2 separate regions of the Homo sapiens genome follow, and region 2 is linked to region 1. Evidence: chromatin contacts called from ENCODE Hi-C or POLR2A ChIA-PET data. All regions are on one chromosome and are shown on one strand. The core of a region is the stretch at or near the end of the contact, and the rest is flanking DNA. Distances in the headings are between cores, read along the strand shown. Region 1 holds the start of RTN2 (reticulon 2). Region 2 holds the start of CKM (creatine kinase, M-type).

Region 1 (6,183 bases), core at 3,141-5,640:
CCCACCTCTGCCATGCAAAGGCCTTGGGGCTCTAAACCCAGCTTCCTCCCTCCCATTTCTTCCCTGATGCCACTCCATGCCTTGGTCCACCACTATACATCTTTGGATATCTCCAAATTCTCCTTAGCTATCTGGGCCCCATTACAGCTTCTCTTGTCTAAGACCTGGATCATACTCATGTATGTCCTGATGGTATCTGCTGTGCGTCTAGGCCTTAGAATTGGTCATTAGCATTCCCTGAATGTTTCCATCTTATTCTTGGATGTGGGAAGCACTTGGGCTGATGGGGCACTGCAGAGCGTTGCCGGCTCACATTTCTTGGAGGGGAATCACAGTCTCTTCTCTGCATCTGCGTCTCCCTCCTCATGCCTTGCACAATGCTTCAGGGCTGGGAGTAGGAATGTATTAATATAGCAAGCTGGCTGGGTTGCAGTGGCTCCCGCCTGTAATCCCAGCACTTTGGGAGGCCAAAGCAGGAGGATCCCTTGAGCCCAGGAGTTTGAGACCAGCCTGGGCAACATAGTGAGACCCAGTCTAAAAAAAAAGAGAGAGAGAAAAGAAAGGAAGGAAGAAAAGAAAAAAAGAGAAAGAAAGAAGAGAAAAGAGGAATAAAATATATCAGGCAAATCCCTTATCCTCACTGGCTTCAATTTCCCTGTCACTAAGAGGGGTGGGCGGGGGGGCGTCCCCTCCTAAGAGAAACACTGGAGAACACAGGATCCTTACCTCTCCGCACTCTTCTGAGACCTGGCAGATCTGAGAATAAACTTCAGCAATGACAGTGGCCCTGGAGAGCACAGGAAGGCCCTCAGGAGGGGACTCTCCTCCTTCCACCCCACCCTCATTCCACCCCACCCTTCCTCACCCCAACTCACTTGCAGTCCAGCCCTCCCCCAGGAGGTAAATCTGGGATGTCCTCTGAGGCCAGAGTCCTGAAAACTGTGTTCAGGCTGGGGGGCTTCTGAGCAGAGGCACACAGTTCTGAGAAAGAGTCAAGAGTTAGGCTGGGCACAGTGGCGCACGCCTGTAATCCCAGCACTTTGGGAGACCAAGGCGGGCGGATCACTTGAGGCCAGGGGTTCGAGACCAGCCTGGACAACATCGTGAAACCCCGTCTATACTAACAATACAAAAATTAGCTGGGTGTGATTGTGCATGCCTGTAATCCCAGCTACTCAGGAGGCTGAGGCAGGAGAATCGCTTGAACCCGGAAGGCAGAGGTTGCAGTGAGCCAAGATCACGCCACTGCACTCCAGCCTAGGAGACAGAGCAAGACTCCATCTCAAAAAAAAAAAGAAAAAAAGAAAAAGTTATGGCACAGCCTTCACTGGCCAACCACCCCTCCAGCTGGGCCCCCAGAGTCTGCTCACCAGCGATTCTGCAGCCCAGGGCTGCGTCCAGTGCTAGCTCCCTCCTGATCGCCTCCTCAGAAGGCCTAGGGGCCCCAGGGAAGCAGACCAGGATGCAGGTCATGTTGTCCAGGCTGCCCTGAAGCCGGTGGAGAAAAAGGAGCCCGGTGGGGGAGAGTCCAAGGCAGAGCTTCCCAACAATCCCCAGGTTCAAGTCCCCCACTTCATTCTACTTATGCCCATTTCTTTCGCGTCCCACCCACCTGCCAATCCTCTCTTACTGGGACCAAACCCGGTCCTAGGCGCTCCCAATTGAGAGAACAATGCCTTTTCCCTAAAGCTCCGCCCGCTCTGATGTTTACCTGCTCTTCCACCTTCCAGCACTAATCAATACTTCCGGCCCGGCTCCTACGACCCAGAATCGCCCCTTTCCAAAAGACCACGCCCTTTCTCTTAAGTCCCTTCCACTAACTCTCCCGTGCCTCAAAGCATCCCTCAGGCTCCGCCCCTGTATTTTGGCCCTGCCCACTTCAGGCCACGCCCTTCGCTTGAGTCCTATCCCCTCCTTTGCTAGCTTTACTCTTGCCTCTCTATCAAAGCCCTCCTCCCCAAAACCCCGAGGCTCTCTCCCTCTGCTGCACCAAGCCCCAAAGGTACCACGCCACGCCCCCAGGACCTTGCACAGACACGTGTCCAACAGCTGCGCGCAGAGAAGCTCTGGGGCCAGGCCCAAGCGGAGGCGTGAAGCCACCAGTCCCGCCAGGGCAGCACCAGACACAGTGTCCCAGACGCCATCAGAGGCCAGGAGCATGAACTCGTCCTCAGCCTGGCGTGCCAGTGCGGCCACCTCTGGCTCCGCAGAAACGAGCTGTAGCTCGGGGGGCCTCCCCGGAGCCTCCTTGTAGGTAAAGTCGCCCAACGCTCGCGACACGGCCAGAGAGCCCTCGACGCGGCGGCGGCGGATGGTGCCGCCAGCGGCGTGGATGCGCTCGCGTTCCCGGGGTCGAAGGGGCCGGTGGTCCTCTGTGCTGAAGGCCACGGCGCCAGCGCGGCTCAGCACCGCGCGGGAGTCACCGCAGTGCGCCAGGTACAGAAACCGCGGGGAGACCAGCAACACCACGGCCGTGCAGCCGCCCGTTTCCACGCGGGGCCAGAGGGAGCGCAGGCGCTCGTCGGCGCTCAAGAAGGCTCGGCGCAGCGCCTCGCGCACGCCCTCGGGCTCGCTAGGCTCCGGGCCCAGCTCCTGGAGCACATGGCCTGGCAAATGGCGTGCACCGAAGCGGGCAGCTCGAGCCCCACCGTGGCCGTCGAGGACGGCAAACAAGGCCCAGCCCGGGGGCAGACCAGGTAACGAAAGCCAAGTGCAGTGAGCATCCTCCATGCGCGCGCGCCAGCCTTGCGCTGCGCTCGCCCCGAAGCGCAGGCCCCCAGACGCCTCGGCACCCCCGTGCGGCCGCTGGGCGCGGCGCGGCGCTGTCAACAGAGACCGAGGCCCTTCGGGGGCCCTGCGCCCCGCCTCCTCCTCCTCCTCTTCCTCCCTCCCCTCCTTCTCCCTCTCCTTTTTCTTGCAAGCGGTCCAGAGGAGACGCTGCAGCTGGCGGGCCAGGACCGCCATCCTTCAGCCCTGGGATCAGGAAGGCTCCACCCTGTACACCTGCCCGCCCCCTCCATTAATCCCCTCCGCTGTGAGATTTTAAACCATCTAAATCTCCTTCCTGTCCTTTGACCTGCTCTTTAGGCGGGTCACTAGAAGGAATTACACTTCTGGGTCTCCTGTTTCCTGCACCTACAAAGCGGGGTTTGGGATCTGAATCAGGAAAAAAAAAGAAAAAAGATAATACTGTACCAGTGGCAAACTATTACATAGTACTAATGTGTCACACACTGTTATACATCATCATCTCCAGTTTACATATGGAAGAAGAAACAGAGTCACAGAAGTAACCGGTGTTCCAGGGAAACTAATTCTAGAATCTGTGTTCTCAACACAACACTCAGTCCAAGCTCCTCCCACCTCAGTGGTACAGCCCCCAGCCTCAAAACCTGTAAATACCATACTTGGCCGGGCGCGGTGGCTCACGCCTATAACCCCAGCACTTAGGGAGGCCGAGGCAGGCGGATCGCTTAAGCCCAGGAGTTTGAGACCAGCCTGGGAAACATAGCGAGACCCCGTCTCTACAAAAATTAACATTTAGCCAGGCGCGGTGGAACACACCTGTGATCCCAGCTACTCAGGAGGCTTAGGTGGGAGGATCACCTGAGCCCGGGAGGTCGAGGCTGCAGTGAGCCGTGATCGTATCACTGCACTCCAGCCTGGGCAACAGAGCGAGACCCTGTCTCAAAAAGATATATATATATATATATATATATATATATATATATATATATACATATTTTTTTTTTCTTTACTGTTTTTAGTTCGACCCCTCCCCTCTGGGGCTTCGCTTATTTTCTCTTCCAGGCCCCGCCCATCCAGGATTCAGGCACACAGCTCCAGACCCTTCTAATTTTCGCAGACCTGGAATCGCCTGGAATCCGACCCCACCCAGTTATATTTGAATAATTCCCTGTTGCTTTAGCCCTGCCCACGTTTGAGCTCCTCCGCGTGCCCCAAAAGTTTCTGAATCGTTTCATTCGGCCCCCTTTCTCGCTCCCTCTGCAAATCTAGGCTCGGACCCTACCTCAGAGCATTAGAATCTTTCCACCCCCTCCTCAATGGCACCCCGAGCACCACCCCAACCCACCCAGGGATCCACGCTCTCATCCTCTCTGCCGTGGCTCGTTCACCATCCTCTCCCAAGTCCCTCGCCAGACTCCAGGCCTCCTTCCCTCTTCCCCTAAAGGCTGCGCCCTCTGCGATCTAGGCCCCGCCCTTCAGGCCGCTTTCCCCTCCTTCCTGGCTCCGTAGCCCACCCTCTTGGTTCCGCCCCTTTAGTAAGAAGGCCACGCCCCTCCGCCTGATCCTCGGCGTTTCCCCGCCCCTCACCCTCCCTCTGGTACCGCCCCGCCCGTCTTCTGGCCCCGCCCCCGGCCGCGCGCTGCAGTGCCTTCCCCACCTCGGCCCCGCCCGCCCCCGCCGAGCCGAGCACCAGGGCGGCGGCGGCGGCGGCGGCGGCGGCGGCGGCTGGAGCAGCCCGGGAGGAGGAGGCGGCGAGAATGGCAGCGGCGTCGTGGGCGCGGCGGAGATGAGCGCCCGCGACCCCGGGCCCAGGGCGGCACAGCCGGAGTGGGCGGGGGTCCCGATGCAGGCCCGAGGGGGGCCATGGGGCAGGTCCTGCCGGTCTTCGCCCACTGCAGTGAGTAGAGGAAGACTGGGGCCTGGTGTGGGCCCCAGAGGTTCAGGTGGGGTACTCCCCGGTGTCCCCTCGGCGCTTGCCCGCAGGAGAGCCGGGATGGGGGGAGGAGGCATAGGAGACAAAGGAAGCTCTCCCCTCCCCCGCGCTCTGGCGGCGACGGGGGTAGCCTGACCCGGAGGACCTGGACGAAACAGGGCGGAGGTGAGGGGGCACTGAGACAGCAGGCGGGGGGCGCGCTGCGCTCTGGGACGTACCGCCCGGCCCCGCCCGGGAGCGAGGACGCGCGCGGGGAGCTGTCCCCTGGCTCTGGTGCTGGCCGCAGCTGGCGGGGAGGGGGTTGAACGGAGGGTAGAGCCAGGATGGAAAACAGGGGTCTGGCTCCCAATCACTTGCCTTCGCATCCCATCCCCGTTTTCTGTCCAAGAGGCAGCCCCGACCTCGCCCAAACTGTCCAACCCTGTCCCGGGAAAACAGCCATCCGTGGTTTGGGGGCAAGGACTCATGGGTTCTTAGCGGTCTTTACCACTGGTTAATGGTAATCCTGGGGAAGACCCACACCATTCCAGGCCTCCTATTCCCCAGCTGAGGAAACGAGGTGAGGGCACAGGGCGTCAGATTTCAATTTCCAAACCGCATTGAGCATCATCTATGTGCAAAGCTCTGAACTAGCTCTAAGGGGCTGGATTCCCAGCTGAAAACGCCTAGCCTCACAATCTCTGAGCTCACAGCTATAACAGTCCATGTCTACCGTTCTCTGTCCCACACATGGGGGTTCTGACAGCTGGGGATTTCAACACCCTTAGATCTAGCCATTTCCATGTCTCGCGTGTCCAGATGCCAAAATTCTAAGAATTGGTGATTTCAGCATTTTCGAGTATCATCCCAACATTCTATGATCTTGTCGTTAACTTCAGATTACAAAGGGAGGACCACCTCGTCTGTCTCTCCCCACCGCCCTTACCTCTCTGTTCTCACCTCCCACTCCTCTCCTCCTCAGTCACTCTTCTCCAGTCATATCTTCGCACCTCTCAGTTCCTCAGATGCCAAGCATGGTGCCTGGCTCAGGGCCTTTGCACTGGCTTTCTTCTCTACCTGGAAGACGTCCCTGAACATCTGCATGGCTTCCTCACTTCCTTCAGATCTCTGCTCAAACGTCATCTTATCAGAGAAGCCTTCTTGACCACCCTATGAGAAACAGCACCCCTTCACTTTCTCTTCCCCTACCCTTCTTTACTTTGCTCCCTATGCTCATCTGCACCCGACGTCATATATTCACTTGTTTATTGTTTGTCTATCCCAAAGAGTGTCAGCTCTAGGAGGGCAGGGATTTTGTCTGTTTTCTTCACAGCTGTATCCCCAGGACCTAGAACAGTGCCTGGCACATAGTAGGTGCTCAATAAGTGGTTGTTGAACGAATGAATGAATTGAAACCTCCTAAGATTCCTACTTTGAAGACTCTAAGATTAAGATTCCTGGATTTGGACTTCAAAGACTCTGAGCTTCATCAGGCAGTGATGCTAGGTTTTAGAGTCTGTGTG
Region 2 (6,790 bases), core at 3,961-6,460, 170 kb after region 1:
CCCAGCGTTCGTCCTCTGTGAAAAGGGGGTTCGACATGAAGAAGTGGGGATCAGGAAGAGATTAGGAAGACAAGCTCCAGGACTGACAGCCTAGTCCAGTCTTGTTCTGCTACTTCCCTGCTGTGTGACTTTCGATAAGTGTTGCAACCTCTCTGGGCCAGCCTTACTTTCCTGATTTGTAAAAACGGCAGTACCTTCTAGACTCCCAGAAGAAAAGTAAATTAAAAAAAAATTGGCAGTACTCACTTCATAGGACTGTTGGAAAATTAAACTAGTGAATACCCATTAAAGTCCTTGGACCCTGAAGTCAGATGGCTGGGGTGATGGGAGATGGGTTGGGGAAGTGGGTACACTAGAGCCTGATGACCTAGAAAGAGGCTGACAATACAGTCTGACGTCGGGGAGAAGCCTGGAAGTTATTTCCACCAAAGCCTGAATCCATTCTTGGCAGCCTTGTACCTGTTTGATTCCCAGTTCTGCCCCCTTCCAGCTGTGTGACTTTGGGCAAGTCACTTAACCTCTCTGAGCCTTATTGTTGGGGACGTTAAATAAGTCAACATATGTAAAGCACTTAGCACAGTACTTGACATACAGGTGTATTCAATAAAAGTTAACTGTCAGGGCCTGGAGTGGTGGTGCGCGCCTGTAGTCCCAGCTACTCGGGAGGCTGAAGCGGGAGGATTGCTTGAGGCTTGGAATTGGAGGCTGCAGTGCACTCTGATTGTGCCTGTGAATAACTACTGTGCTCCAGCCTGAGCAACATAGCGAGACCCCATCAAGAACCCATGTCTAAACAAACAAACAAACAAACAAAAGCTTCTTTGTGGAGTGGCTGTTTAATGTCCATGTTAACCTCCTTCGAGCACATTCTCCTGTCAATGAAGAGGCTGGAAAGCTAAAGACTAGATTTTCCAGAGGGAAAGTAGGAAAGTAGTTCTGGGGCCCGAGCAGTGTTCCTTCAGCCCTTCCAACGATTTTGTCAGTGCCTAATACATGATAGTACAGTCCTTTTTTTTTTTTTTTTTTTTGAGATGGAGTCTCGCTCTGTCGCCCAGGCTGAAGTGCAGTGGTGCGATCTCGGCTCACTGCAACTCCGCCTCCCGGGTTCACACCATTCTCCTGCCTCAGGCCCCGGAGTAGCTGGGACGACATGCGCCTGCCACCACGCACGGCTAATTTTTTTTTTTTTGTATATTTTTGTAGTAGAGACAGGGTTTCACCGTGTTAGCCAGGATAGTCTCGATCTCCTAACCTCGTGATCCGCCCGCCTCGGCCTCTCAAAGTGCTGGGATTACAGGCGTGAGCCACTGCGCCCAGCCAATAGCAGAGTCCTTTCTATTTAAGCTGGGTAGTGGTTACTCTCGCCTACATCTGCCAGATACAGTTACTATTATTTATTTAGTCAACAAATACTCATTTACCTTGAGGGCACTGGGGAGCCATGGCAAGCTCTGAGGAGGGGAGGTCAGCAGGTAGGGTTTAGGTGGGAATGGCAAAGACTGGGACAGGAGTCCAGGGAGGAAGTTGGGTCAGGAGGGACAGTGGAGGCGGTCTTGAGCTAGAGTGGGCAGTGGAGGGGCAGAGGTCGGATTGACAGTCGGGCTCTGGGGGGTGGGATGAAGATACGTGATGAGGGTTGTAAAGCTCCCCAAGGCCAACTGTTTCTTTAAGACTCAAAGCAGAGGGAGCTCACGGCACAAGGTCCTGCTGGAGCGTTTGATTGGCTCAGCCCAGGTCACTGGCCTGGACCATTGCTGCAAGGGATTCTGGGAAATTGAGTTTCTGGCATCTTTGGCTTCTCCAAAGGAGGAGGGCTTACAGTGGGGAATCCCCGAACATAGAAAAGGCTTCTGGCACTGTGTGGCTAAAAAGAATGTGCAATGGGCCCGGCAGGGTGCCTCACGCCTGTAATCCCAGCACTCTGGGAGGCCGAGGTGGGTGGATCACCTGAGGTAGGAGTCTGAGACTAGCCTGGCCAACATGGCAAAACCCCTTCTCTACTAAAAATATAAAAGTTAGCAGAGCGTGGTGGCCCATGCCTGTAGTCCCAGCTACTCGGGAGGCTGAGGCAGGAGAATCGCTTGAACCTGGGAGGCGGAGGTTGCAGTGAGCTGACATCGCACCATTGCACTCCTGCCTGGTGATAGAGCAAGACTCCATCTCAAAAAAAAAAAAAAAAAAACAAACCCTCCCACAAGGTGTGGCTGGACCGTGCCACCCAAAATGCGTGTGGCATGGATCCAGCCTCTTCCCTGCTTATGACCCTCAGTGCCTCCTGTCAGTCTCACAGTGGGATGATGATGATGATTTTTTCCATTTAATATTTTAAAAAATTATTCTAAAAAATTTTTTGTAGGTATTTAGTAGGTGTGTATATTTATGGGGTATATGAAACGTTTTGTTCTTTTTTTTTTTTTTTTTTTTGAGATGGAGTTTCACTCTTTTTGCCCAGGCTAGAGTGCAATGGCGCGATTTCGGCCCGCAGAAACCTCTGCCTCCCGAGTTCAAGCGATTCTCCTGCCTCAGCCTACCGAGTAGCTGGGATTACAGGCATGTGCCACCACCCCGGCTAATTTTGTATTTTTAGTAGAGACAGGGTTTCTCCACGTTGATCAGGCTGGTCTTGAACTCCCGACCTCAGGTGATCTGCCCACCTCGGCCTCCCAAAGTGCTGGGATTACAGGCGTGAGCCACTGCACCCGGCCATGAAATGTTTTGATACAGGCATGCAACTTGTAATAATCACATCGTGGAGAATGGGGTATCCATCTTCTCAAGCATTTATCCTTTATATTACAAACAATCCAATTATACTCCTTTAGTTATTTTAATTAATTTTTGTGTGTGTGAGACAGGGTCTCACTCTCTTGCCCAGGATGGAGTGCAGCAGTGGCTCGATCACAGCTCACTGCAGCCTCGACTGCCTGGGTTCAAGCAATCCTCCTGCCTCAGCCTCCTTGTTTTGATTTTTAGATCCCACAAATAACTTGTGATGTTTGTCTTTCTATACCTGGTTCATTTAACATTTTCTTTTTCTTTTCTTTTCTTTTTTTTTTTTTTTGTGAGACTGAGTCTTGCTCTGTCACTCAGGCTGGAGGGCAATGGTGCCATCTCAGCTCACTGCAACCTCCACCTCCTAGGTTCAAGCAATTCTTATGCCTCAGCCTCCTGGCTAGCTGGGATTACAGGCGTGTGTCACCATGCCAGGCTAATTTTTGTACTTTTAGTAGAGATGGGGTTTCACCATGTTGGCCAGGCTGGTCTTGAACTCCTGGCCTCAAGTGATCCACCCGCCTCCGCCTCTGCCTCCCAAAGTGCTGGGATTACGGGCCTGAGCCACTGTGCCCGGCCCATCTAACATTTTCACTGTCAATCACAATGGGATTAAAACTCCTCCCACAGCCCCTAGGGCACCATGGGTCTGCTCCTGTCTCCCCTCCAACCTCATCTTCTTCCTCCCACTCTCTCCTTGGCCCCATCTGCTCCAGTCCCCTGGCCTCCTTCCTGTCTGTCCTCAGATGTGCCCAGCCATTCTCACCTCAGCGCCTTTGCACCTGCTGTTCCCCCCAGAGCCGCACATGGCTGGCTCCCTGTTCTCCTTCAGGTCTCTGCTCAGATGTCATCTTCCCAAAGAGGCCTGCCTCGACCTCCCCTGCTGCTGTGCCGTCCCCTCATCTGTGACCCTCTTGCACTATCACCTCCAGGACGGCGGGGGTTTTGTGTTTTGTTGTAGCCTCAGGAAGTGCCTGATAGATCCCTGTTTCGAGACCAGTTCCATTTGGTTTTCTGGGCCTCAGTTTCCGTAACCGTGAAGGAGACCCTCGGCAATCTGAGCTTGCTGGGAAAGGGCTGGGCCCCATGTAAATATTTCTAAAGCACCCCTCTCCCCTCCCCCCTCAGATCAGGAGTCTGAGGGAGAGGCACAGAGGCTCCCTTTCTCTAAGCCAGTCCTCACCTGCCTAAGAAGATGTGAAGGAGACCCAGGAGACCCTGGGATAGGGAGGAACTCAGAGGGAAGGGACATTCTTTTCTTCGTCGCAATCCTGGGAGCTCCCTGGAGGAGGAGACCCGATCAGCCTGCAATCCTGGCGCGTCCCAGGAGGAGAAAGCGGCTTCCTCTATACTGTACTCTCCTCCACAGAACCCCCCTCTCAGCCCTGGAAGTCCTTGCTCACAGCCGAGGCGCCGAGAGCGCTTGCTCTGCCCAGATCTGCGCGAGTCTGGCGCCCGCGCTCTGAACGGCGTCGCTGCCCAGCCCCCTTCCCCGGGAGGTGGGAGCGGCCACCCAGGGCCCCGTGGCTGCCCTTGTAAGGAGGCGAGGCCCGAGGACACCCGAGACGCCCGGTTATAATTAACCAGGACACGTGGCGAACCCCCCTCCAACACCTGCCCCCGAACCCCCCCATACCCAGCGCCTCGGGTCTCGGCCTTTGCGGCAGAGGAGACAGCAAAGCGCCCTCTAAAAATAACTCCTTTCCCGGCGACCGAGACCCTCCCTGTCCCCCGCACAGCGGAAATCTCCCAGTGGCACCGAGGGGGCGAGGGTTAAGTGGGGGGGAGGGTGACCACCGCCTCCCACCCTTGCCCTGAGTTTGAATCTCTCCAACTCAGCCAGCCTCAGTTTCCCCTCCACTCAGTCCCTAGGAGGAAGGGGCGCCCAAGCGCGGGTTTCTGGGGTTAGACTGCCCTCCATTGCAATTGGTCCTTCTCCCGGCCTCTGCTTCCTCCAGCTCACAGGGTATCTGCTCCTCCTGGAGCCACACCTTGGTTCCCCGAGGTGCCGCTGGGACTCGGGTAGGGGTGAGGGCCCAGGGGGCACAGGGGGAGCCGAGGGCCACAGGAAGGGCTGGTGGCTGAAGGAGACTCAGGGGCCAGGGGACGGTGGCTTCTACGTGCTTGGGACGTTCCCAGCCACCGTCCCATGTTCCCGGCGGGGGGCCAGCTGTCCCCACCGCCAGCCCAACTCAGCACTTGGTCAGGGTATCAGCTTGGTGGGGGGGCGTGAGCCCAGCCCCTGGGGCGGCTCAGCCCATACAAGGCCATGGGGCTGGGCGCAAAGCATGCCTGGGTTCAGGGTGGGTATGGTGCGGGAGCAGGGAGGTGAGAGGCTCAGCTGCCCTCCAGAACTCCTCCCTGGGGACAACCCCTCCCAGCCAATAGCACAGCCTAGGTCCCCCTATATAAGGCCACGGCTGCTGGCCCTTCCTTTGGGTCAGTGTCACCTCCAGGATACAGACAGCCCCCCTTCAGCCCAGCCCAGCCAGGTACTGCACGGGGCGGGAATCTGGGTGGGGGCCAGAGTAGGGGATTTCTGTGGGTGCTAGAGGCTTGGCTTGGGAAAGGGTCTGTGTGTCACCCCTTGCTCCACCAACATCCTCCTATACAAAGGCAGGTCGGTGCGTGGGAAGGTTGACCCTTGTGTGTCTGGGAGGCCCCTCCATCTGTGAGGCTGCCTGAACCCCCCACTGGGACCTGTGATTTCTGCGGCACAAGTCTTGGGTTATGGGGAGGGATCCGAGATGAAAGGGGTCCTGACAGCTGCCAACTGTCACCCCCTGCAAGGGGCTGTTGAGCCAGGCCTGTGTTCATTACAGTTTGTCGCCAACACTGGCGCCACAAGCCGTGGGAGGTGTGTCTGTCGCCTAGCAGAGTCTGCAAGAGCAGGTGTCGCAGGCTTTCTTTGCGTTTGCTACTGTGTGGGTCCCTGTGACCTTGTTTCTGACTTAGTAGCGGACACATGAGTGTCCTGGGCATGTCCTTGAGTTTGGAAGTGTGACTGTGTGACTTAGTTTACAGTGTGATCTGGGGAGTCTGCGGTGGTGGGGGTGTGTGGCTCTGGGGCTTTCTGCTTATGTCTCTTGTGGGGGGGGTCACCACCCTGCCTCAGTGCCCTCTCCTGGGGTGTCCCTGGCAGGGATTAGGGGGGCATCCTCTGAAGGGAGGGGGTCTGGGCTGCCATCCCAGGATGTCCTTGAGCCCCGAGGCCTGGACCCGTGTCCTCCCAGCCACCCTGGCCCACCTGTCTTGGGCCTGCTGACTTGGTGCAAGCCGAGCCCCGGAATGTGGGGGTGGGGCGGGGCAGCAGCTGGGGGTGGGATGGCAGGCAGTTGCCAGATTCTAAAAATAACCACCCTGGACAGCAGCACCCAAGGTCTTTGGCGGGTCCCTGTTCCTCTTCCCTGGCTTCAGCTCACCGTGGTCCCAATCTCCCTCCCACAATCCCACCTGCTTCCCATCCCCGTCTCCCACCGCTGCTGGAGGCCCCTTCTCCTTTCTGGGTCCCTTCTCCTTTCTGGGTCCAGTGAATAAAATAATAATAACAGTAGGACCTGGCGCAGTGGCTCACACGCATAATCCCAGCATCTTGGGAGGCCGATGCTGGAGGATCACTTGAGGCCAGGAGTCCCAGACCAGCCTGGGCAACATAGTGAGACCCCATCTCTGCAAAAAAGTAGTAATAACAAATAACAATAATAGCAGCCACCAGGGTTCCAGGCTCCAACTCCATGCCAGGGCCTGTGCTCAGCCAACCTCATGGCCAAGCTCAGAGGATCCTGGCAATCCTACGGGGCAGGCTCAGTTCACAGGAGACAGAGGTCCAGAGAGGCCTAGTGACTGGCCTGGGGTCACACAGCAGGGAAATGGCATAGGTGGGATTTGAACCTGCCTCTGACGACCCAGAGGCTGAGCTTTTCTTCCCTTCTGAGCCCTGTGGGAGAACTGTCAGCAGGCAGAGGTGGGGGCAGCTACCCAGCCCTCCCCCGACCCAGCCCTTTGTCTTTGGATTGAT

The links. Hi-C counts contacts between places; a loop is a spot of excess contacts on that map. ChIA-PET counts read pairs that join two places held with the same protein, here RNA polymerase II (POLR2A). Pooled maps may share reads with other maps.
Region 2: a loop to region 1 is called in a map of psoas muscle, with 4 times the contacts of the local background. The contact joins the promoter of CKM here to the promoter of RTN2 in region 1. A Hi-C loop is called at or near these places in 3 of 168 maps with a recorded cell type or tissue (gastrocnemius medialis and psoas muscle) and 5 of 50 pooled maps. POLR2A ChIA-PET finds 5 or more read pairs at or near these places in 1 of 52 experiments (GM12878).

Annotation. Positions count from the first base shown.
Region 1 is chr19:45,495,254-45,501,436 of GRCh38, reverse strand. RTN2 (reticulon 2) reads left to right here and starts at 4,390. Exons shown (of 11, transcript NM_005619.5): 1 at 4,390-4,645. The coding sequence starts at 4,612. It overlaps PPM1N (protein phosphatase, Mg2+/Mn2+ dependent 1N (putative)), which reads right to left and starts at 2,994. Exons shown (of 5, transcript NM_001080401.2): 1 at 2,026-2,994; 2 at 1,371-1,488; 3 at 876-981; 4 at 727-787. The coding sequence starts at 2,964. LOC107985314 (a long non-coding RNA gene) reads left to right here. Exons shown (of 2, transcript XR_007067269.1): 2 at 1-627. RefSeq lists silencers at 2,697-2,766, 4,182-4,491.
Region 2 is chr19:45,321,295-45,328,084 of GRCh38, reverse strand. CKM (creatine kinase, M-type) reads left to right here and starts at 5,210. Exons shown (of 8, transcript NM_001824.5): 1 at 5,210-5,264. RefSeq lists an enhancer at 4,244-4,486.